Linked DNA regions of Homo sapiens: region 2 is linked to region 1. Evidence: read pairs that join two places in POLR2A ChIA-PET (ENCODE). Cell type or tissue: PC-9. All regions are shown on one strand.

The links. Peaks named below come from ENCODE experiments on the same cell type or tissue, not always from the same donor. Only the 100,000 strongest peaks of a DNase experiment are listed, where the experiment ranks them.
Region 2: POLR2A ChIA-PET joins it to region 1 with 9 read pairs; 2 of 35 experiments call an interaction of 5 or more read pairs at or near these places.

What each region holds. Positions count from the first base shown.
Region 1 is chr1:116,673,473-116,675,972 of GRCh38, forward strand. No RefSeq gene overlaps it. Among named protein-coding and RNA genes, the nearest start is that of MIR320B1, 3.0 kb to the left of the region's middle. In PC-9, no CTCF peak of the experiment used is centred here; a DNase peak (open chromatin) is centred at 1,489; H3K27ac peaks cover 924 bases.
Region 2 is chr1:116,411,785-116,414,284 of GRCh38, forward strand. The region is part of intron 1 of ATP1A1-AS1 (ATP1A1 antisense RNA 1); the gene reads right to left. It also overlaps the pseudogene RNU6-817P. Among named protein-coding and RNA genes, the nearest start is that of ATP1A1-AS1, 5.6 kb to the right of the region's middle. In PC-9, no CTCF peak of the experiment used is centred here; no DNase peak of the experiment used is centred here.

The DNA of each region.
Region 1 (2,500 bases):
GGAGGCGGAGGTTGCAGTGAGCCGAGATTGCGCCATTGTACTCCAGCCTGGGTGACAAGAGCGAAACTCTGTCTCGAAAAAAAAGAAAAGAAAAGAGGTTGATTAGACTAGTGAGAAAGTCCCAAACTGGCTGTGCATGAGTTACTCACAAAGCATTTAAAGTGCAGATTCCCAGGCCCCATTTAGAAGATCCTATTTCTGAACATATGTCTGAGACTAGTCTAAGAAGACTTTTAAAAGGGATCTTTCAGGTCAAAATTTTATGATGGATTTTCACAGATTCATGATCCCATCCCCTCTGTCCAAGTCCATTTTTGATTGGGATTGAGAATTCCCTCAACTGCATAGCTTGACCCCAGATCAAAAGAATCAGAGGAGCTCATCTCTTCTACCAGTATTCCATTCTGAACTTAGTTCTCACCACGGTCAACAGGCTCCCGATCTTTCCCAGCCCCAAACCTTGAGCATTTAATGACTCTCCATTCGTCTTTTCCAAAATCTCAGCAAATCCTGATTTTTTTCTTAACTCAATAGCCTTGCATCTGCATCTCCTTACATCCAGCTCTGGCTCTTGGCCCATGCTCTTCCCTGTATGGCCTCCCTCCCTTTGCTAAAGAATTTAAAGAACCCAAACCTGTGGGTAGGCTGAAAGCCATGACGCTTGTCACGTTGGAGTAGCTTTTCTGAATTAGATTGGCTGACCCCCAATCTTTCTCTCTCAACGTCCCAGGGCAGCTGGGCTGTCTGCCTGGGCTGGCTGCCACTTTCAACCATGCTGTGGTCCAGGTGGAGGACTCTAAGAATTTGACTTGGCCTCTCCAATGAAAAGATGTTAGTTTGATCACAGAGCGTCTGTCCTTGCACAAGGAAAAGTGTGTCACCATATATCTGAGATTCTAAGAATCCAAACAACCATGATATTACAGCAGAATGGAGCCTTGTAGATGGGATGTTTTTTCTGAGACATCTGTTACCCCACTAGTCGCCAGGGCTGTCTGGCCTGATCTGGCTGGCATGTTGCCTCTCCCTGTAAAAGAGTGCAAAGACATTGGCAAATCTCACCCAAATATATATGAATTTGGCTGTCAGTTTCCAAAAGTTCACTTGGAAGTTAATTATTTGGAACTCAGAACATATTTTCCCATAACAGTAATATAATAAATGGTGATTATATTTCCAGGCTGACATGCAAGTGTGTTTAACCCTTAACATGCTTGAAATGCTACATATTTCAGAGGGAAAAAGCAGTATACCAACAATACAGTCAAAATACCAGGGATTCAATAATACTGAAAAATAACGTCAGGACAAAAGCTTAATAAATTCAGTTAACATATAGCACTGTTCTATGCCCTGGGGTGGTAAAGAAAGCAGGCAAGTTTCCTATCCTCATGAGTTTACATTCTTTATTAGTTTCTCTGTTTATGGTCATCTTCCCCTGGGTATGTAAGCTGTCTGTGGGCTGGAATCTGGTCTGTCTTGTTCTCTGGTGTTGGTCCAATGCCTAGAATAATGCCTAGCACATAGGATGTGATCAACAAATATTTGTTGAATGAATACGTTCTAGTTGGAAAGACAATAAACAAGTAAGCAGACAAATATGCAATCATTTGCAGATGTGATAAATGCTATGAAGAAAAATGAAGCAGAGATCATAGGAATGGAGGTGGCTGGGGTTTTTTTTGTTTTTGTTTTTTTAAAGCTAGGGTCTTGCTTTGCCGCCCAGGCTGGAATGCAGTGGTACAATCGTAGTTCACTGCAGCCTAGAACTCCTGGACTCAAGTGATCCTCCTGCCTTAGCTTCCCAAGTAACTGTGCTATGCTGACACCACCACACCTGGCTAATTTTGGAGGTGGCTATTTTTGATGGGGTGGTCAGAATGGCATCTCTGAAGAAATACTACTTGCACAGAGATCTGAATGAAAGAAAGAATCATGGAAGATCTGAGAGAAGAGGGAAGAAGGAGTCTTGTTTTATTTTTTTTTTTTTTTGAGACAGAGTCTCGCACTGTCGCCCAGGCTGGAGTGTAGTGGTGTGATCTCGGCTCACTGCAACCTCTGCCTCCCAGGTTCAAGTGATTCTCCTGCCTCAGCCTCCCCAGTAGCTGGGATTACAGGTGCCCGCCACCATGCCCAGCTAATTTTTTTGTATTTTTAGTAGAGACAGGGTTTCGCTATGTTGGCCAGGCCGTTCTCAAATGCCTGACCTTATGATCCACCCACCTCGACCTCCCAAAGTGCTGGGATTACAGGCGTGAGCCACTGCGCCCGGCCAACTCCTGCTTTTAATATCAGCCCAGGACATTTATACTGATGTTCCCTCTGAGATCAACTAAAATACCTAGAAAAAATTTAAATAATGTGAAAAAATAGTTATTAAAGTGGTGAGGAATTGCCAGGCAAAAACTAGGAGAAGGGGAGGACCATCACTTAAAGCCACTGTTGCCATGCGGACGTCCATGAATTGGAATAAATATCTGCAAAACCAAGCTGTCTTTTG
Region 2 (2,500 bases), 260 kb before region 1:
CAGAGCAATGATTCTCAAAATGTGTCCCCCAACCAGCAAGACCAGCAAGACCAGCAATGCCTGGGAACTGTTTATAAAATGCACATCCACAAGCCCCATCCCAGACCTACTGAGTCAGAAACTCTGGGGAATTGCATTTTAAGCTCTCCAGATGACTCTGATGCATACTGAAGTTTGAGAACTTCTAGAGGAAGTAAGCCACAAGACAGAAGGAGCCTGGCCCTGAGTCGCTGCTTGGAGGAGGGCCATGTGAGAGAACAACTCAATCAGGAACACCCATATCAGACTATTGTGTGAGAAACCCACTTTCATTGTGTTAAGCCATTGACTCAGTGGGTACGCATTTATGTGGCTTATGAGAGAACATGGAAGATTGGAAGGTGGGGTCTAAGCAGTGGTGTGCAGGAGCTGGCTCACACCAGCTCATTTGTTAAATTTTCAGGAATTTTGCAAACAAGGTGACTTCTCATTGGCAACATTAAATTGGCCAAGGTTGGAATAGTTACACCATGGAAATTGTCAAATGCTACAAACCAGGACTTGTTTTCCCAGAGAGCTGGTTGTTAAACATTAACCAGCACACCACTGGGACTAAGCATCAGAGAGTAGAAAGGTGGGATGATGGTACAGTGGCCCTGGGCTGTAATGAACCATCAAAGGAAATGCCATCATGTGAGGCTCTCTAGGCCCAGCCCACACGCAGGCTTCTCTTGACAACACTGTGTCTTTGCCATGTCCTTGTATTTAGAGATTCTGGAAGCTGAGAGAGAAAGACTGTGGAAGCAGAGTGGGTGAATGGTCAAAACTATCATTCAGGTTAAGAACTGGTGGGGTTTCTCAACTGTGGCACTGTTAAGCTTTTGATCAGATGAATCTTTTTGGGGGACGGTATCCTGTACCTTGTGCATTTTAGTAGGTTTAGCAGCCTCCCTGGGCTCTACCCACTAGATGTCATTAGCCACCCTTCTCCCTCCAGTTGTGACAAGGAAAAGTGTCTTCAGATACTATCAAATGTCCGTCCGCTGGAGGCAAAATCACCCCCAGTTGAGAACCACTAATTAAGAACTACCTAGAAGGCAAGAGACACCCCCATAGGGGTGGGCTGGGCCTCAGCCTACCATCTCAACCCCATGACAATTTAGGGAAGATGCTTTTGGATTCAACTGTAATCACTTTCTATCACATTCTATTAATCTCTTTTCCAATGTTCCCTATCTCTCTGATCACTCCACTCCGTTCTCTACCACACAGCTCCCAGAGTCTGTACCACATTAGCTCTTGGTTTGGGAGTGTCTGATGTTGACTGAAAAATATTTCAAGTGTGTTAGCTTCTCTCCTCGACACCACTGGCCTCCATCCCTCTTCAAGATAGTATGGTGCAGGGATTGAGAACACTGGTTCTAATGGCAGCTGGTCTGCCTGGATCTTGCTCTGCCATACTTTAGCTCTGACTTTAGGCAAGTCACTTAACCTCTCTGAGCCTCCTCCATTTCCTTGTTAATCAAACGGGTGAAAATACTATTTCCTACTTCATAGAGTTCTGAGAATAAAGTGAGATAATACTCAACAAACACTGGCTACTGTTTTTCACTCAACGGATTTTAGAGCACACCCAGAATGGTGGACCATGTGCCACATGCTGGGGGAATGGAATTGAGCAAAACAAACACATAGGCCCACTCCCTGTTACAGTCTGGTGGGGAAGACAGTGCAATGAGCAGGTCTTAAGAGGATGTGTGGTAAGTGCCAGAAGAGGAAAATCCCCTGGTACCACAGAAAACCACAGGTGGAGCCTAACCAAGCCTCAGGGGTTGGGAGGAGGCTCCTGGGGAAAATAAGGATGGGCTCCGGGCAGGCCCTGCTGGTTGCCTGCCAAATGTACATGCCCTCCCCTTGGTCTTTACCCATCCCATGCTCCACTGGGGTATCCCAATTTTTCTGGATCTTTTTTCTTTACACTTTTTTCCATTTATTTACTTATAAAAATACGGAATGCTTCATGAATTTGCACAGCATCCTTGCACAGGGGTCATGGTCATCTCTGTGTGGTTCCAATTTTAGCATACATGCTTCCAAAGCCAGCACTCTTCACTTTTTTCACCACACTCAGCTCTCCTTCCTTTCTTCTCCTAAAAGGTAACCAACCATTTTAATGTTTATCTTCTTATTTCAATGTGTTCTTGCAACATGGGTATTGTTTTGTGTGTGTGTATGTACTTTTAAACTTTTATCATGAAAATTCTCTAAGGTACACAAAAGTAGAGAAGATAATATCACAAACTTCCATGTAGCCATCATGTAGTTTGAACAATTTTACCAACATTTTGCCAATTGTGTTTTATCTAGTCTCTCCTCTCCATCCCTACTTCTTTCTTTCAGAAGTATTTTAAGACAATCCCAGACATGGTTTCACCCATTATACATCTCAGTATGCATGTTCAACAGAAAATGACTTTTCCAAAAAACTCATAACCACCAAGTAGATTCTTTTTTTCTTTTT